Regions from separate parts of the Homo sapiens genome. Here region 1 is linked to region 2. Evidence: chromatin loops called from intact Hi-C (ENCODE). Cell type or tissue: A673. All regions are shown on one strand. Links, peaks and the distances in the headings refer to the core of each region. The heading gives the core; the rest is flanking DNA. Region 1 has its middle 56 kb from the start of ETV5-AS1. Region 2 overlaps ETV5 (ETS variant transcription factor 5).

Region 1 (10,412 bases), core at 1,047-9,046, 75 kb before region 2:
CATCAGCACTTACTGCTTTGCCTTGCGCTTGTATGTTATAGAGATGGCTTCTTTCCTTAAACCTTATGAACCAACCTCTGCCGGCATCCAAATTTTCTTTTGCAGCTTCCTCACCTCTCTTAGCCTTCATAGAACTGAAGAGAGTTAATCCAGTTGCTCTGGATTAGACTTTGGCTTAAGGGAATGTTGTGACTGGTTTTGATCTTCTAACCAGACCATTCAAACTTTGTCCATATCAGCAAACAGGCTGTTTTGCTTTCTTACTATTCATGTGTTCTCTGGAGGAGCACTTTTAATTTCCTTCAAGAACTTTTCCTTTGCGTTTATGACTTGGCTAACTGTTTGGTGCAAGAGCTTTTGGCCTATCTTGCCTTTCAATATGCCTTCCTCTCTAAATTTACTTATTTCTAGCTTTCGATTTAAAGTGAGAGATGTGCGACTCTTCCTTTCATTTCAACACTCAGAGGCCATCGTAGGGTTTTTAATCAGCTTAATTTCAATATTGTGTCTTAGGGAATAAGGAGGAGAGAGAGAGAGAGAGAGACAGGGAACAACAAGCTGGTGGAGCAGTAAGAACGCACACATTTATTGATTAAATTTGCCCTATGATGCCCCAAAACAATTACAATAGTAGCATCAAAAATCACTGATCACATGGCCGGGCACGGTGGCTCAAGCCTGTAATCCCGGCACTTTGGGAGGCTGAGGCGGGTGGATCACCTGAGGTCAGGAGCTCAAGACCAGCCTGATCAACATGGTGAAACCCCGTCTCTACTAAAAATACAAAAATAGCCAGGTGTAGTGGTGGGCACCTGTAGTCTCAGCTACTGGGGGGGCTGAGGCAGGAGAATCGCTTGAACCTAGGAGGCAGATGTTGCAGTGAGCAGAGATTGTACCATTGCACTCCAGCCTGGGCAACAGAGTGAGACTCCATCTAAAAAAAATCACTGATCACAGAAGACTGTAATAGATATAAAAATAATGAAAAAGAATTGAGTATTAAAATATTGTGAGAATCACTGAAGTGCAACACAGAGACACAAAGTAAGCAAATGTTATTAGAAAAATGGCACCAATAGACTTGTTTGATGCAGGTTTGTCACAACCTTCAATTTGTAAAAAACAAAACAAAACAAAAAACAACACACACACACACACACAATGTCTGTGAAGCGCCATAAAGTGAAGCACATGGGATAACTAGCTACCCATATGCATAAAATTGAAACTGGATCCATTCCTTACACCATATACAAAAATCAATTCAAGATGATTTAAAGACTTAAATATAAAACCCAAAACTATAAAACCCTAGAAGAAAACCTAGGCAACACCATACCATTTAGGTGCTAGGCACCGGCGAAGATTTCATGAGAAAGGTGCCAAAAGCAACTGCAACAAAAGCAAAAATTGACAAATGGGATCTAAATAACTAAAGAGCTTCTGCGCAGCGCAAGAAACTAGCAACAGAGTAAACAGACAACCTACAGAATGGAAGAAAAGTTTTGCAAACTATGCATCTGACAAAGGTCTAAAATCCACCATCTATAAAGAAGTTAAACAAATTTGTAAGAAAAAAACAACCCCATTAAAAAGTGGGCAGAGAACATGAACAGACACTTCTCAGAAGAAGACATATGTGCGCCCAACAAACATCTGAGAAAAAACTCAACATCACTGATCATTAGAGAAATGCAAATTAAAACCACAATGAGATACTGTCTCATACCAGCCAGAATAGCTATTATTAAAAAGTAAAAAAAAAAAAAAGATGCTGGTGAGGTTGTGGAGAAAAAGAAACAGTTTTACACTGTTGGTAGGAGTGTAAATTAAACCACAGTGGAAGACAGTGTGGCAATTCCTCAAAGACTAGAGACAGAAGTACATTCCACCCAGCAATTTCATTACTGGGTAAATACCCAAAGGAATATAAATCGTTCTACCATAAAGACACATGCACACATATTTTCATTGCAGCACTATTCACAATAGCAAAGACACAGAATCAATCAAAATGCCCATCAACGATAGACTGGATAAAGAAAATGTGGTACATATACACCATGGAATACTACACATCCATAAAAAGAATGAGATCATGTCCTTTGTAGGCACATGGATGGAGCTGGAGGCCATTATCCTTAGCAAACTAATGTGGAACAGAAAAGCAAATACTGCATGTTCTCATTTATAGGTGGCAGCTAAATGATAAAACACAGGGACACATAGAGGGGAACAACACACACTGGGCCCACTGGTGTGCGAAAGGTGGGAGGAGGGAGAGGATCAGGAAAAATAACTAGTGGGTACTAGGCTTATTACCTGGATGATGAAGTAATAGGTACTACAAACCCCCGTGACACACATTTAACTATGTAACAAACCTGCACATCCTGCACATGTACCCCTGAACTTAAAAGTTAAAAAAAATAAAGTGAGGCACAATACGATGAGATATTCCTGTACTTGTTAATTTTGCTGCTTAAGTTGTTCCAGCTTTGGCCATTGGGAGTTCTTTCACCTAGTTCTTATTCCTTTGAAATATGACCACCAATTTTTAAAAATTTATTTATTTTTTAGCATTTCCTTACTTTCTGGCACTACAAGATGCTACAGTCTCGTGTTTATTTCCTGCCCCAGATTGTAGCCATTTATTTGTGTTGTTCTTTTGTACTCCTTAATTTCAGATTAATGTTGTATTTTTTCCCTCAGAATAGCTGAAAAATTAAAAAAATATTAGAATGGTGTGTCAGATAGGGTCTTGTGATATGGTCCAGCTTTAAAGATTTGTAAGTTGTTTTGATTTCTTGGTTGAAGTAAATTTTTTTTTTTTTTTGAGATGGTGTCTCTCTCTGTTGCCAGGATGGAGTGCAGTGGCATGATCTCAGCTCACTGCAACCTCCGCCTCCTGGTTCAAGCGATTCTTCTGCCTCAGCCTCCTGAGTAGCTAGGATTACAGGCACGTGCCACCATGCCCAGCTAATTTCTGTATTTTTAGTAGATATTGGATTTCACCATGCTGGCCAGGCTGGTCTCGAACTCCTGACCTCGTGATCTGCCTGCCTCAGCCTCCCAAAGTGTTGGGATTACAGGCATGAGCCACTGCACCCGGCCGAAATAAACATTTTAATACCAAATTTGGTATTCATGATTTTATATATATTTTCATTTGTTTATTTTTGAGATAGAGTCTCGCTCTTGTTGCCCAGGCTGGAGTGCAGTGGCGCAATCTCTGCTTATCGCAACCTCCGTCTCCAGGGTTCAAGTGATTCTCCTGCCTCAGCCTCTCGAGTAGCTGGGATTACAGTTGCCCGCCACCACGCCTGGCTAATTTTTTGTATTTTTAGTAGAGATGGGGTTTCACCATGTTGGCCAGGCTGGTCTCGAACTCTTGACCTCAGGTGATCTGCTTGCCTTGGCCTCTCAAAGTGCTGGGATTACAGGCATGAGACACCGCACCCGGCCATATATATGTTCCTTTAAAAGAGACCTTTCTGGCCAGGCTCAGTGGTTCATGCCTGTAATCCCAGCATTTTGGGAGGTCAAGGCAGGTGGCTCACCTGAGGTCAGGAGTTCGAGACCAGCCTGGCCAATATGGTGAAACCCCATCTCTACTAAACATATAAAAAATTAGTTGGACATTGTGGCAAGCACCTGTAATCCCAGCTACTCAGGAGGCTGAGGCAGGAGAATCGCTTGAACTTGGGAGGCGGAGGTTGCGGTGAGCCGAGATCGCACCACTGCACTGCCTGGGCAATAGAGTGACTCCATCACATACAAACACAAAAATAATAAATAAATAAATAAATAAATAAATAAATAAATAAAAGAGACCTTTCCTTTGTACTTATGACTTGGATGTTTGTTGCAAGAGGCCTAAAACTTTTATACAGTTATAACTGTATAACTGTATAAACTGTATAACTTTTATAACTGTATAAAAGTTTTAGGCCGTAGATATTTCCCTGCTGAGCCTCTGCTGCCCCTTGGCTGCCTAAAAGTGAACCAAGGCACCAAGGAATGAAGGCCTTCAACAGTCGCCAGCCTTCAACAGTCATGGTCAAGAGAGAGAGTGACAAAATTGGGACATGGAAAAAAAGCTGACCCAGCCCATAGGCCAGGACAGCTGAGCCATCCCTTAAGCTGGCTGCTGACCACAGGTCTTTGTTAACAGCCCTTCTTTGCCAATAATGTAACTTCAGTTGTTGTATTTATTATTTTACTAACCATGTGGTACTGGTGATTCACTCAATAAGTGTTCAGCGAGAACATCTGCTATGTGTTAGGCATCTCGCTGGGCACGGCTGGAGATAATAAGCAAGACAGGAAACTAGGAAGCTAGGAACCAACTCCTAGAAACTTAAAGTGCAGGGGAAGAGATAAGATAGGAAAGTATATGGATAATTACAAATGGAATGTAACAGGTACTCTGGGGCCGTATAATTCTCTAGGAGAGTCTTATTCTCTTTTGGGGTATCAGGGAAAGTGCCATAGAGCAGGAGATATTTGCATTGGGTCTTGACAAATGAGTAGAAGTTTGCCAGGCAGAGAAAGGGTCACTTCAAGTTGGGAAATGAAGTCAGGCTCTATGAATACAGCTTAGGGTTGTGAAAAGTCCCGCCAGGCACATCAGGAACCCTAGAGAGGTCAGCGAACCCAAAATGTAATAACGATTTGGTATTCTTTCCTAGATTAACAGTTCCTGTACCAGACTCATCTTCGTAACTCTAGCACCCAGACAGCTCATGGAGAATAGTAGGTGCTCCACAGCGTTTGTTGAGTGAAAAAAAGAAAACATGCAACATGCATTCTAAATTGACTTCTTCAATGTATGCGAATATTTGACTATAAAGACGTGCAGCATAACATTATACACAATAAAAACCTCAAAAGAACTTACATTTTCAGGTTGGTTAGAAAAAGCATGGTATGTTCACGAATACAACAGAATTTGATGTAGCCAATAACAATAAATATTATATTTATGAATATGGAAGAGTATTTAAATATATTGTTGAGTGGGAGTAAAAGGTTACAAAACCAAAAGGTACAATATGAACAAGTTTTGTAAATTATATATTGTGTATGTAGATATATACACACACACAGATATATATATATATATATATATACACACATGTATATGTATATATATGAACTATCTGAAAGGATTTTTTGCAAATTTATGGATTATTTTGATTTTCTATTTTTGGTTTACTACTTTTTCTAATTTTTCTATAATGCATATACATTAAATGTGTAATAAGAAAAATGCTTTTAGAAAACTAAAAGTTTTGAGAAAAAGTGTTTACTGAAAGTGTTTGGTTCCTAAGTGATGGTTTCCTGACCATTGTCTCGTTTAATTCTCACTACTGCCCTGGGTTAGAGGCAAATCTGGCATTACTATGAGTGAGAAGTGTTAGTATTGGGAACTGAGGCTCAGAGCCTAAATTCGGCCTTGCCTAAATTCTCACATCTGGTAACTGGCTGAGCTGGAAGTCATCCACAGACCTCTCAACTCCAAGTGAGATTATCCTGGGGGAGGCAGAAAACAGCCACAGCGATATTCCAGGGCTTTTTCCAGACATTGCAGCTTTTGAAGATGATACTGTGGAAGAATATTTGAAAATATGCAAAGAGGTCCACAAACAATTTTTAAGTAAAAAAAAAAGCAAGTTACAGAAGTATCATCCCATTTCAGTAAAAACTAATGTTTGCATAAACATGGAAAATAAAAAGCAATAGAATATATTGTCAAGTCAAAAAGCTGAATGCAATGTATGTGATATGCTACCTTTTGTAGTAAGACAGGGGTAAAATAAGAATTTATGTTTGTACTTGTATTTGCATTAGACAACATTAGAAGGATGTAAAAACAATCAGAGTTTACCTGAGAAGGTGGAAGTGGGTGGGAAACATGATGGAGGGGGAAGGGGAGGGGCAATACTTCTCAAGGAATATCTTTTTAATGCCACTTTGATTTTGAACCATGCCAAAACCAAAAATTAAAACAATTTTAAATGTGGTAGACATAGCAAAATGCTTATTTTTGGGTAGTAGAGAAACAGAATATGTATTCCCTTCTCTTGGTGCATCTATATTTTCTCAATGTTTTACATGTGTAAGAAAGGAGTTATTTTGAAACATTTTTTTCGAAACTTATTAAAGTCTTTGTACCCCATGGTTGAAAAGAGGAGTTGAAGGAGATTTCAAAAGGATTTCAGGAAAAAAAGGCATCCCGTAGGATACTGTAAAAAGGAATCCTTTTTTTTTCACCTGAATCTGTTTATCCCTTCAGCCTGCCAGGCTGCAAAGATGCATTCTGGACCTGGTTTCCATTTTAGGAATAGTCCCTAGAGTTCCCTCTGGAATTGCATTCAGGATACTCCTTGGCTAAAAGGTGATTTCTCACTACAAGGCTAGTCCTCCCCAGCCCCAATGTTGATTCAGATAATGCTCAAAAAAGAATCCCACACCACCTACTTTCAGGGAAATGGAAGACGTCCAGTCCAAATATATTCTCTGGGCCTTTAGCATTTTTGATTGATTGTGAATTTAAGGTATTTTTAACTCAATTCAAGTGCTTCTGTCTCCAGAGACTGCTCCTCCTCTGCTCCTCGGCTGTGTTGCCTGAGTTGTATTCGGTGAAGTTTGGCTGGGTGTTTGTTGACACATTTTCTGGGCAAGGCTATTTGAGAAACATTGACATTTCCCCTAACTTCCTCTCCAGGCATCAACCCAGTTTGTCTCCTTATCCCTGTTGGTGCTCCAAGTCTCTTTCTTGGAAGCGAAGAATCTGCTTTCGTCTTCACAATCACTTTCAGATTTTTTCTTCTCTCTTTCTTTATTTCCTTCTCCAGACTTGTCTCTATTCCCTCAGCTTGGGCCTCTGCCCAGTCAGCTTCCGAAACATGCTGTCTCCCTAAGCACACAGTCCTCTGCTCTCAAATTTGGAAAGGTCCTCGGAAATCTTTTTACTTTTGCAAAATAATCAGGAATCTCCTCTACCACATCTTGGCCAGATGGTCATCCAATGTCTTCTTGAACGCCCCTAATGACAGAGAGCTCACTCTCTTTCAAACCGTTGTTAGTGTTTCCTAAGGAAGCCGAGAGCAAGCTGGAGGTCCCCTTGCTTGCTCTTTAGTTAGTTTTCATCCGAGTGAAAAGAATGGCCCGAGGGAAGGAGGATGGAAAAGAGAAGAGATCATTGCCCAGTCTGGACTAAAGGGAGCAGGTCTGAGACTGGCATTTCCCCCAAAGGCAATGAGGTAGCCTAGAAAGAGCTCTGCATTTGGCCTCAGAAGACAGGACCTCATCCCGGCTCCATCTTTCACTTACTGACCCAGTAATCTGGGTCATTCGTACTGAGTCTAGCTTCTCTTATTTATAAAATTGGAGGTGTAATTACTTCATAGGACTAATGGGAGTGTTGAATGAAATAATGCAGGTGGAAATGCTTTGTAACTAGAAAGAGTCTTGCAAACAAGAGCATAGTTATCATCTAAGATGCTAGATGCTTAGCTTGGTAAATCTGTGAACTAGCTTAGCCCAAGGAGGTTACAAAGTGGAGAGTTTGTGGATTTACTCTGCCTGTACCTATGTGTCATTGGCAGAGTCAGCTTGTGGCCACCGTGGCCTCCTCTGAGGGGAAAACTGCAATGTGATGACAGAATCTGGGCAAGTCGGAGGCTGAGGATGTGAGTTCTCATCTGGAATAAAATGCTCATTTTCAAGATGAATAAGATGGGTTGGCGACTTGCCCAGTCCTATGGCTCACTACGGTGGGCTGGACTGTGACCCTAGAAGCCTGATTTCTAGGCACAGCTGCTGTGAGGTTTCTGACACAGGTGCAGTTGTTATGTCGGATAGTATAATCTTCATTGTGCAGGACTTCCTGGATCACTGTTGCAAGTTTAACATCTCTGGTCCTCATCCACTAAATGGCAGTTGCAGCCCCTTGTCTTAAGGCTATTAAAAAGGCCCCCACACATCTGCCATTTCTTTTGGGGGCAGTACTTCCCCTGGTTGACAACCACTGGGAACTTCAGTGATACATCCTGTAAAGTGGAAAGAATATTGGATCATGAGTTAGAAAATAATGTCTGCCCTTAACCAGCTCTGTGATCTAAAGAAAATGATTTCATGTCTCTAAGCATTAGCTTCCTCATCTATGGAAAGAGGGAGCACATCCAGAGGCTCTCTGAGGTCTCTTCCACGCCTCTGTGCCCCAGGCCTCCCTCTCTGGCCTGCCTGCACCCAAAATGCCTCTATCAGTGAGCTTTCATGTTAGGTCTTGATATGATAGGTGATTTGGGTTCTTTTATATACACCTTTCTATATTTTCTAAATGTTATACATTGAATATATATTGTTTTTCGTAGTCACAAATTGATATGGCTTGATAGTGTCCCCACCCAAATTTAATCTTGAACTGTAGCTCCCATAATTCCCATGTGTTGTGGGAGGGACCTGGTGGGAGGTAATTGAATCATGGGGGCAGGTTTTTATTGTGCTGTTCTCGTCATGGTGAATCAGTCTCACGAGATCTGATGGTTTTATAAAGGGCAATTCCCCTGCACATGCTCTCTTTGCCTGCTGCCATGTAAGACACGCCTTTGCTCCTCCTTCGCCTCTTGCCATGATTGTGAGGCTTCCCCAGCCATGTGGAACTGTGAGTCCATTAAACCTTTTTCCTTTATGAATTACCCAGTCTCTGGTATGTCTTATTAGCAGTGTGAAAAGGGACTGATACACAAATACTTCCTCATCTATCTATTCTCTCACTCTAGTTCTCATTCTCACTCTTGAGGACTAGCCTCCCCCCAGCCCCCTGTCATTCCTCACCCTCTCCCCTCTACCCGTGGGGATTGTTCCATTGGTATTCAAGCTTCTTTCACTAAAGAAACAAAACCAAAAACCTTTGACCAATATATCTCTCTTTTCCTCATTACAATTGCAGATGTTTTAAAAATTATGTGCTACTTTTTCTTTTTAATTTTTTATTTTTCCATAATTTCATACTTACAGAAATTTGAAAGACTAGTACAAAGAATTCCCACATAACTTTCACCCAGATTTCCCCAACATTTACATTCTACCATATTTGCTTTAACTATCTCCCTATCTCTCTCCCCATTTTTTTTTTTTTTTTTGTGGAGATAGAGTCTCGCTCTGTCACCCAGGCTGGAGTGCAGTGGCACAATGTTGGCTCACTGCAACCTCCACCTCCTGGATTCAAGTGATTCTCCTGCCTCAGCCTCCCGAGTAGCTGGGATTACAGGCACCTGCCACCATTGCCCAGCTAATTTTTATATTTTTAGTAGAGACGGGGTTTCACCATGTTGGCCAGGCTGGTCTCGAACTCCTGGCCTCAGGTGATTTGCCCGTCTTGGCCTCCCAAAGTGCTGGGATTACAGGTGTGAGCCACTGTGCCTGGCCCCTATCTATATCTATATAGTTTAATATAAATATATGTATATTAAATATATTAAATATAATTATAATATAAATTAATATAATATAAATATAATTAAATTATATTTAATATAAATATATACATATATATATTTTCCTGGACTGTTGCAAAAAGGTTTTACCTTTATCCCTAAGTACTTCAGTATGTGTTTCCTATAAACATAAGTACAATGATTAGAATCAGGAAGCTAACATTAATATAATATCCGGTCTACAGACCTTCTTTATGACTTGTCATTTGTTCCAATAATGTTCTTTATAGCAAAGAAGCATTCGGGATCATGCTTTATTTTCAGTTGTCACATTTCCTTAGCTATTTTTGATCTGGAACAGTTCCTCAGTTTTTTTCTTTGTGTTTCATGACATTGACTTATTATTATTATTTTTTTTTGGGATGGAGTCTCGCTCTGTCGCCCAGGCTGGAGTGCAGTGGCGCAATCTTGGCTCACTGCAAGCTCCGCCTCCCGGGTTCACGCCATTCTCCTGCCTCAGCCTCCCGAGTAGCTGGGACTACAGGCACTCGCCACCGCGCCAGGCTAATTTTTTGTACTTTTAGTAGAGATGGGTTTCACCGTGTTAACCACGATGGTCTCGATCTCCTGACCTTGTGATCTGCCTGCCTCGGCCTCCCAAAGTGCTGGGACTACAGGCGTGAGCCACTGCGCCCGGCCGACATTGACACTTTTTAAAGAGTAGAGGCTGTTTTTTCTTTTTTTTTTTTTTTGTAGAAAATTCCTCAATTTTAATTTTCTTATGTTTCCTCATGATTAGAATAAAGTTATGCTTCTTCGGCAGGAACACCACAGAAGCAATGCTGTTTCTGTCAATGTCACATCAGGAGCACGTAATGTTGATCTGTTCTGCCACTAGTGTTATAGACTGAAAGTTTTTGTCCCCCCCCAATTCACATCTTGAAACCCTAACCCCCAGTGCGTGGG
Region 2 (10,412 bases), core at 1,680-9,679:
TGGCCTTGCATGAAAATGGCTAGAAATACCAGGATGTAATAGCAGCCAATGAAATTAGAGCCAAGTCTTGCCACAGTGGGAAAGGAAGTGAGGGAAGGAGACACCTTTCTTGCTCATGAGAGTAGATGAGGTTGTATCAAGTGTCTGGAAATTCAAGAGCCAAGACCTTTTGGGGAAGATTTTTGAAATGCAAGCTGAGGAATTTTGTTGGTGAGTGCCATGTTAAAAAATGCTAGGCACCTTGCTTGAAAGGCAGCATAGAGACTATCTCCAGAAAGCCCACTCTCAGTTCCTAAGTGTGGTGGCAGAAACACAATTATTAAGGACACTGGAAGATTACTCTAGAATTCTGAAAATGGAAATCCAAAGGCCTTGAATATAAAAGTTAGAAACTAAAGGGAAGAAAAGGAGCTTAGAAAAGAACTGAACCAACTTTGAAAATGTATAAATAGCATTAGTAGACAATGGTATCTGAAACATCTCTAAGAGGTTGCCTGCAAAGACAGTGGAATTTCTCCCAGAATACAGGAATTAAGAGTTATTGATAAAATTTTCCCCACCTGGGTTTCATTTTACCTCTTTTTGTTTGTTTTTTTAGAGATAGGGTCTTGCTCTGTGACCCAGGCTAGAGAGCAATGGCGCAATCATAGCTCACTGTAGTCTCAACTTCTGGACTCAAGCGAGCTTCTTGCCTCAGCCTCCAGAGTAGGTGGGACCACCGGTGCCTGCCACCACACGCAGCTACATTTTTTTTTTTTTTAAAGAGACGGGGTCTCACTATGTTGCCCAGGCTGGTCTCAATCTCCTGGCATCATATGATCCTCTAGTCTCAGCCCCCCAAAGTGTTGGGATTACAGGCTTGAGCCGCTGCACCCAGCCTCAAACCTGGGTTTTAAAATAGATGACGGAACTGGTACCGAGAAGCAGTTAAGACCATGAGGCCATTCTCTGTAAGTCTCTCCTCCATTGCTTGTTTACCTCAGATAACCCTAAGTCTCTGCTATGCACTCGAGCTGACGATAGCAACATGGGTCTAGGTTGTGACACATATCATGTACTGGGCTTGTAGAACATTGCTTTCTCTGGGGGAAATGCTGGCTGTATATAGAACTGGTGCTTTGAAGACAAGACCTTGCAGAGTTCTGGAGAGTCAAGTGTTTGTATAAGACCAGTGTTATGATATTTTATGCCCTTACTGCTCCCTGGAATGTGGGCTATATGAGATACAGGATAGATTCAACAATGGAGAAATCCAGCATATCAGCAATTCCAGCTTAGGGGACCCCCAGGTTGTAGCTTCTAGCAGACCCCAGAACAAAGCCCGTCTGGCTAGGGGTAAAAGCAGGGAAAGATGAAAATGGTGATTTTATACTTACAAAGGAATTTTAATTTCTTTGTGGGAAGGGGGAATGACTAGACAAGGAGGTTACACTTTACAGAAAAGGGCCTTAGTTGGGAGCATTCTCACACTGTTAAAAATCTCATTATTTGAACTATAAGGTTTATATTATCTAGTGGCTTCATATAACCTGGGGAAGGGGAGGTGGTTTAAAGGTTTCCTTCTGCTAAGCATGGCTCAAGGATTGCAACATTCAGCAAACAATTGCCTCCTTCCCATCCCCCATTTCACATGGCCGCTTACAGCAATGGTAGCAGCCAGAGAGCAGAACCAGCACAGGGTATCTGGCAATCAAATACCCAGATGAAATACAATTGGTTAGAAGACAAAAACTAAATTCTGCCCATGGAAGTCGGCTTGGGAGGTTACTGTCTAACATGTAATTGTAACCCACAGGTTGGACAGTACAACTCAGGTTGACCGGCCCAAGTGTGGGGGGCACTCCAAACTCCGGGGGGAGCTCAAGACTTGCCCTACCTCTTTACTCCTTCCAGAGAGAAGAAATGTGATCAAGTCTAAGATGATACCCAGGTCCTCAAGGACAGACAGGGGGAAAGATGGGGTGGGGCAATAGCTTTGGCTAGGAAGAGCAAATGTGGTCCTGAACACTGTCTACCTTTTCTGCTGCATGAGGCTGAAAGCTGCTCCCACTCTCCAAAGGCTGAGAAGGCCCAGGGAAGAGCTCAAGGCAATGGACCTGTTGCGGGCCTTTGGAGTAAAAGAGTCATCAAAGGTGACCTATGGGGCACTAGCAAGTTTGCAAGGGTAGAGAAGTTGGCAAGGCATGCCTTTGGTCATCAACTAGGAGGGCTGGCTTTTGGGATACTGGTCTTGTCCTTTCTTCACTTCTATCAGCGAATGATATGGGTGATTTGTAAAGATTTCTATTCTAACTCTGGCTAAAATACAAGGAAAGAAATTCTTTGTATTAATGCTTCGTCACTGCTCCTCCTCCCAAAAGAAGTGGTCACGGATGGGAGGAGAGCCTTCCGTCCACGGGTGTAAAGTACTAAATCAGCAATGTCCTGATTCATAGATGGTGACCTGTGGGTAAGAACGATTATCTATCACTGAATAGCTGCATCTTATTCTCGGGACAAAATTGCCTCTTGCAGACAGTAATTTCCAAACAGAAAACCTCTGTTATCAAATAAGGAAGAAAACTGAATGCCAATGGTAGTAGAGTGATTTTTTTTGACCCAGATGAACTAGTTTCAGATTTACTTCCTTTAAGTTCATATTCTTTCTACACTTCAGCATTTTTCTTGAAACAGCTTGGATTTGTACAGTTCCCTTTCTTCAAAGGACTCATTTAGCCTAACAATTTAGGATTGTTACTTTAGAACGCCAAAAATGGAAACCTAGATGCCTTGAATTTCAGCGTTAGAAATTAAAGGTCAGGAGACGAGAAAAGAATTAGACCAACTTCGATTGAAGTAGGGCTCAAGTATTAGCACATACGGGGCTCTTCCATTAAAAATATTTTATACAGGATGAATATTTCTAATTGCATAAGAGTGTCGCATCTCAGAACTTGTGGGATGTGGAGAAACCAAAGCATTTAACAGTCAAGTAACATGCTTGTGAGTACGGAACTGACTCCAGGAGAGTCAAGATAAAAACAAGAGGTTCTTCTGACTTCTAATGCACCGCCCCCTTTCGACTACCATAGGCTTCTTTTAGACCTACAGCCACAGAGCTGGCATGTTGGTTACTTTCATGCTTAAGAGACCAGCAGCATACAAATGTGAGGGACTGGCAGGATTACACCAAAGGAGGATTCTGAGCATTATTTGAATCAGTGTTTTACTACTTTCCTTGGGCAGCTTAGCTCTTCAAAGAATTTTAATACTCAACCTGTAGAAATATGATAGACAACTATTGGTTTTATTTTCAAGATTGAGAAAGAGGTCTAAGGAAACCCTTGTTCTCCCAACTCATTAGAGATGACAGGGCGGCTTCCTCTACTGTGACCTTACATCAACCACAGTGGATTTTATCATGAAGGGCTGCTCACACTGGATCACGCAATCAGGATAAGGGGAAACAGGACATTTTTCCTGAAAGGAAAAAAAATTGCAAAACTAAACCTTAAGCTTTAACAACCCTTCTATAATTTACTCCCAACTTACATAATTCTCATCCACACTGGCACTAAAGTGAAATGTTAACAGTACTTGAAATAGGATTTAAGCACTGTGGAAAATCTTATCTTTAATTTCAGATTGAAAATTCATCCTTAAAATCTGACAGGAGAAAATCCAAACCCTAGGGAAATGAGTTTCTTCCCCCAGAACCATTCCCTTCTATCTATAGCCCCACTTCTCCTAAAAGCAGAAACTCAGCAAGTACGTCAAGGGTGCCTAAACTGTGACTTGCTCTCTAGCACATGCAGTCTTACTGGGAAACATAGCATTAGCTGCTCAAAGTCTAAATGCAGCCTAGCAACACTTGGCTAGTGTATGTGTTTAAAAGAGGAAACAGAAAATGAGAAATAGCCCTAACTAGCTTTTGTTCTCTTTATCTAGAAGGTCATCCCAAGGACTCAGAACTCTGGGTTTGAGACCCTTTACAGTGTTACTTCCCCACCAGCTGGAGGCTGGGGCAGCTGGGATGGGAAGGGCATGTGGTAGGGAATGCGGTGGTGTGCGGGCTGTATGCACCAGGTGTCCACAGTGCGCAGAGCAGGCGCTGTGGCCGAGGCGGGACATAAACACGTGACAGGGCTCCTCTGCTTCTGCAGACACTTGGAGCCTAAGAAATGTGATTTGTTTCCTGTTTCAATAGGCATAAAAATGGGGAAGCAGGGACTATGATTATTAGTTGTCAAAATACTAAATACCTCCCAAAACCCTATGCTGTTTCCACCTTCTTCCGCAAGAAATAAAATTCCATGGCTGCTGGGGAAGAAAAAAAATGAAGAGGGAGTTGAGGAGAAGCAGAAATTTTCTGAGTCGAGATATCCCTCAGCACAGCAAAGTTATCCCCCCTCAATTATTCTCTATTAAAATTCAGATGAGGAAACTAGGGGTAGGCTCCAGGATCCGGCCTTTACTGTGGGTGACCATGTGAAAGAGACATCCCCCCCTCTTCTATTCTACCTTTTCTATGGGAAAAGTATAAAAGACCCTCATTAAGTGCTCTTGCAGGCCATTACAAAGCATTTCCAGGCACTCAGCTGAAAGTGTTTATGTAAGCGAAGTCCTTTTCAGCCCCTCTGGAGAAACACAGATATCAGCAACCTCCTACACAGCTGATATCTAGGGTTACCTCCTGAGAGGTTTCAAACTCTCTCACAAAAGGACAATCTGCCCAGGCCTGTTCTTTTTTTAATAGGGAAGGGAAGGCATGCTTGCAAGGCCAACTTACAGCAAGGGAAAAAAAAATCCTTGAGGCAAAACACAAGTGCAAACTGCCTTATTAAGTTTGTGAGGATGAAGAGTAGGAACTAAGAAGAGCTCTTTAAAATCCTGAGGAAGTTGCTCTGGATCATTACTATTAAGTTTTGTTTTGCCTTTTAACTGATTGTCCTTTTTATGCTCATCATACATCCCTGGGCTATCCCACAGAGAACACTGGACGTGTGTCTGTGAGCTGCCGGTGAGCTACCAGGTAAGATGTTGGAGGATGTTTAAGTGTGGAAGCAGCTAGGTGTGGTGGCTCGAACCTGTAATGCCAGCTATGTGGGAGGACTGCTTGAGGCCATGAGTTTCAGACCAGCCTGGGCAACACAGCAAGACCACCCCCAGCACACCCGCTTGGCCAATTAATCAATCAATCAATCAAGGCTGGATGCTATTTTGAGGCACGTGCACCCTTAAAACCTGGCCTAGTTTTGGCATGATGAGGCTACTTTGGTTTGGGGGTTGCTCAGAGGCTGGGTTTTTCTGGTACTTCCAAGGATGTTCATTTTGGGAGGCAATGCATTTGATTAGTGTCCAGTGGAAGGGTTTACAGCCATAGTGAGGTTCCCCCATTGCTCAGTACCAGAAGTTTGAGTACGGTCGTTTAAAAAATACTTATCTGACCACAGTGGAAAATTAAACAGGAGTGAAGGCAAAGGAGTAGAAAAACTACAACTTTGTCTCCCCCTGTGTTAAAATTGTAAGCCTAAGCAAGAAGTGTCTGTGTCGTGGCAGGTAAACACCTGGGCTATTCAGGCCTGGAGTAGAGGGGAGGTCAGAGAAGAGCAGGCAGGAATCCTCAATGGGGAGCTAAAGCCACAACCCCACGGGAAGGAGATAAAAGGGTTTAACAGCCTCAGATCAAGTCTCAACACCTCCCTCTCCAGGGGAAGCTAAACCACCCTCTCCTCTTATTATCACGCCCTTTAGACAGCTACAGTCTAAAATGAGAGACAAAGAAAGGGGAATGGGCTTCACTGGCTTTGTGGGTCAGCGGCAGCTCTTCCCCAGAATCCCAGGCCATCAGCCCGGCAGTTTAAGGGTTAAAGTGAGCACTTAAAAGAAAACTCAAACCCCATTAAGCCCAGGCTTGGAGAACAGGGAGCAGCAGGGAAGCCAAAGGAAACTAATTTTGGAGGCTCTCCAAGCTGCCAATCACAAGCATATTTCTAACAGTCCCAGTGTTGTTTGAGTTGGTTGTTTTTCCACGGGCTGCACAATGGGGTCTGGTTATTCATTGAAAAAGTCTGCAAGTGAGCCCCGCCCTCCATTCACAACCAATTTGGAATGCTCCATTCAGGCAAGAGGGGGAATCTGCAGCTCTGCTAGCTGGGGCAGACCTAATAGTGCTCAGCGCCCAGCTGTCGCCGCAGGGACGCTTGCTCGCTCAGTACGCTGTGTTTACGTAAGAAATTCAGACACGGCAGGGGATCTTGCCTGCTGTGCACCCTTCCTAGGATTCAAATGGCCAAGACCCTTGTGGAAATCTGCAAGGCTGTGCAAAAGTCCGCTAGAAGTAAGGTCAGAAAGTGCCCTCTGGCAAAACGGGAAAGGCAAAAGAAAAACTATCATGTGCCCCTCGGTTCAGAATCTGGCTGTAGCTACCAGCGGAGAGAAACAGACTTCAGTGGTATTTCTCCTGCCCCAGGGTGAGCTGGTTTGCATTAGGGCACAACTCTCTCTGGAAGCCTGCCTCTCCAGACCTTCCTTCCCATTCACTGCTGGTAGCTACATCGGGAGCCACCTGGCTTCCTCCCCAGGGGAGGAGGGCTCTGGAGACACTACCAGATTTTCTGGCTGCAGAGGAGGGGACAAGCTACCTATTAAGACAATTTCACAGTTCCTTTTTTGGCTTTGGATCCAGCCTGAAGAGTTCAGAATACCCTCCTGAATGCTCATGAGACATCAAAAGGGAAGAATGTGGAGATCTAAGGTTGGAGGGTGAAATCTACGCCGAGACTTTGCAAAGTACAAGGCAAAAAAAACTGGCTTTGCTTCTTAGATATTTTTTCCAAACCTTCAATAATCACCCTGAGGGAAAGCGGATGGAGCCCGTCTGACAACCAGACTTTATTTCAAGGAAAAGCATACTTCTTTATGAAAAGCAAATCCAGGAGATAAATTTTAGCTCATGGTTGTTTCCTTTTTTTCATCACATATTTGGCTATTTTCAAATGTCTTATGTATGCTTCTTCTCACTGCCTGCCCTCATGTCCCCTCCAGCGAACTCAGTGCCACTGGAAGCATTTCTCTGAAGTCCTTCTGACCACAGAATCCCCATTCCATGCCTCGGCTGTTCAGATCAGCCTCAAACTCCTGGCCTTTTAATAACTAGATCTTATCCTGCTCCCTGGAATCTTGCACTCTCTGCTTCAATTTTCCCCTAGATGCTTCTTTCTTTTTAAACAAGGGAGCCCCCTTTATTTTCTATGCAGAGTCCTCTTACGGGGAATTCTTTTCCCTTTAACATCTGAGTTGCTAACCCACTGTCATTTGCCTGCCAGGCCCAAAGGTGTACTTACATTATGGTTATAATTTATACATACACACTCTAACTAGTGCCGGCACATACTAGGGGCCTGGTATCTTGCCACTCCTTTAAGCCAAGCCTAGAGGGATAGGACAATGATAGAAACTGACGACCAAAGCCTCTGTTAAATGAGCTTGATGAGTTCACAAAATGAATTTTTAAAAAAGCAACCTAATCCGGTAATGGCATCAGCATGCCTGGCACTTGTCCAAGAGCTGGGAGCTGCAACATGACAAGCCTCTGAGCTCCTTGGATTCCAAGTGGAGAAGCACTGTGTGCCAGGGCACAGATGGGGCCCAAGCTGCCTCAAGGGCAGCCGTATGCCCGAGAGGGGGCTGTCAGCCTCTGAGGCTGGATGTACTTTACCACCACTAAAACCCAAGAAATGTGTGGAGGGAACAGTTTCTCGGCAGAGAATCACACACCCCACCCCACCACCAAGAAACATTTTTTTCTAGGGCTGAAATTAAAACAATGATACTACTAGATGGTAGAAATGGGAGACAGTACACATTTTCGGCTTCATTATGCTACCCATGCCTTACTCCTGTAAAACTGAAGAATGCTGAAAGAGGAGGGGATAAATGGTAATTTCTTCATGGATGCCAGGATTTTGTTACTTCTGGCACCTACACAAGTGATCTTGACACAGATGTAACTCCCCGTCCCAAATCTTTCTCACCAAATACAAAGGACTGGTAAGCCTACTGGGTTTTGTTAGATGACTAACAGCGCAGAGACACAGAAGGGTAAGAGAAAAATTCAGTTTTAAATAAGCCTAACTGAATTAAAGGTAGACGAAAGCAGATTTTGTAAAACAGATGGCTCCTTTAAGTAAATGCGTACTGTAGGTCTTGGGTCCTTCAGAATACTGAGTCTAAGAATCTTTGAGGCTATCAAAACAGGAAGGATTTCAAATCATTTAGCACCCTCCCAGCAGTAAGGTACTGGGCTAACTAACAAACACTTTGAAAGTAACACTGTAAAACCTGGAGTCAAAGAATCTCTCCTCCATGTTTTCCTCACGCTTTCATCAGCATTCTTTTCTACCTTCAGAACTACTGATTCCTGAAAAGTATAAACCAATGGCCTTGTTTTCCCTCAAACCTCTTATTTTTAAAGTGCCCACTGTTTTCTTTCTTACCTTGCCAAACAAAAAGACTTTAGGATGATCCTTTTGAATAGAGGTGGCCCAAGCAAGAAAACGTGGTGTTTTGCTACACCACACCTAGGACCAAAGACCAAAATGATGTACCCTCTCCAAAGGAAAGGCACTGCCTCTACTGTACTAAACTCACACATTAATAAAGAAATCCAGCTGAATAATCTCATCGTGAAACAGGATTAAGATCAATGTGTTTTAGGCTCAAGGGCTGTCATAACAGTTAATCCTATTTCCCCAGCCGTCTATTGCAATGTATTTATGAAAAGTCGATTTTATCAGTTAATTAGCTGGTCCTTAGGAAATTACTTGTACTTCCTCCAGTTGTTCCATTCTCTTTGAAACACAGATCTAAAAAGAACACTTCAAGGGGAAAATGGGGTCATTTGGATCTTAAAACAATTCTCTAGGCTGTATTTGGTATGGAGGCCATGACTTTGAAATAAGATTTTTATCATGCTCTCTACTCAGCATAAAATATCTTAGTTATTCAAGATGCTAACAGGTATATATTTATAATATCATAACTGAAATTAATAAGTGAGATTAAAAATCAGACCCAAAATGTATATTTAAAAAACTGCTATTTATATATGCTAAAATCTAGTAACACACTCTTTAAGTACCCAGTCAGTTCAGAAAAATGAATGGAACACATCACCTTACCCCGACTTTGAAACACTCTTGAGTTCCAATCTTATCCATGGCATAGTTAGTTCTATGAAAATGTGTAGTAAATATGTACATACATCTATGCACTGACCCAGATTCCCTGGTTTAGCCGCTCTATGTGTTAAGGTACACATTTAGCTACATACACAGTTACATAGATATATACACATGCACAAACACTTTTTCATATATAGGAAATATGTACACAGTTTTATCTGTATACACACGAAAGGTGTCTTCTAGGAAACATGGCAGTTTTCTTTTGTTTTCGTTTTTTAGAGATAGGGTCTTGCTCTGGTACCTAGGCTGGGGTACAGTGGTGTGATCACTACTCGCTTCAACTGTAACCTCGAACTCCTAGGCTCAAGAGATCCTCCCGACTTGGCCTCCTAAAGCACTGAGGTTACAGGTGTGAGCCTAAATATGTCAGTTTTTTATAATTTTTTTCTTTTATAATTACTCTCTGTCTTCCAAATCCTAGATGGAAAAACTCAAAGCATGAAGGTATTGAGTAACTTTCTCAGGATCATAGAAGGAAGAGAAGTGAGTGCTGAATTGGACAGCCAGAGGCCTCCCAGATGCTTTCCTGAACACCATCTCCAGGTATCTGAAATAATGGAGACCCTGAATACACTTGAATATGCCACTACTCCCTGGCTCTGCAGCTTTGTGAGAGCTTCTTTAAGAATATTATTTTATACATCTTCCTCTTACTTCACCTAAACCTTCCCATCTGCCCCCACTACTGGTCAGTCTCTTCAGCTATTTGGGAATAGCTGTGAAAGGAGGGGGCTGGGCAAGCTTGTCTCTACAAAGGACATCCAACTCAAGCAATCTGAGATCTTCAGAGTTACTTCTTAGGACCAAGGGACAATGAGGTCCACTGGTAGAATCCCTATGATCTATAGATTTCTATTCCCTTGAATTTGACCTTTCAGAGTCTCCATGCTTTACTGATATCTATATGTGTGAGGTAGAGGTGAAATCTGTACAGCTAGAAGTAAGCTGGGCATTTCTATAAGATATAAAAGCAATGGTTTCATTCACTCAAATCAGACTTAAGGATGTATCCCTATGGGCAGGAAACCCAATTCTAAGAAACTTACAAAATATAATCTCTTTAGAAGTTGAACTTTTAGTGTTTAGAGAAAAAAAAAAGCCATAATCTTTAAAACTGACATTCCAAAATAAAAATATTACCTACATTTCTTAGTATTTCTCTTTCTTTCATGTATACAATAAATT

The links. A loop is a pair of places that touch in the nucleus more often than their neighbours do. Peaks named below come from ENCODE experiments on the same cell type or tissue, not always from the same donor. Only the 100,000 strongest peaks of a DNase experiment are listed, where the experiment ranks them.
Region 1: it touches region 2 in a loop (5-fold over the local background); 2 of 110 quality-filtered maps call a loop at or near these places.

The regions. Positions count from the first base shown.
Region 1 is chr3:186,017,643-186,028,054 of GRCh38, forward strand. No RefSeq gene overlaps it. Among named protein-coding and RNA genes, the nearest start is that of ETV5-AS1, 56 kb to the right of the region's middle. In A673, for the core only: no CTCF peak of the experiment used is centred there; a DNase peak (open chromatin) is centred at 4,289; H3K27ac peaks cover 873 bases.
Region 2 is chr3:186,091,855-186,102,266 of GRCh38, forward strand. All of the region lies in intron 5 of ETV5 (ETS variant transcription factor 5), which reads right to left. Among named protein-coding and RNA genes, the nearest start is that of ETV5, 12 kb to the right of the region's middle. RefSeq lists an enhancer at 5,732-6,245. In A673, for the core only: a CTCF peak has its summit at 1,818; DNase peaks (open chromatin) are centred at 6,047, 7,537 and 8,757; H3K4me3 peaks cover 1,834 bases; H3K27ac peaks cover 2,553 bases.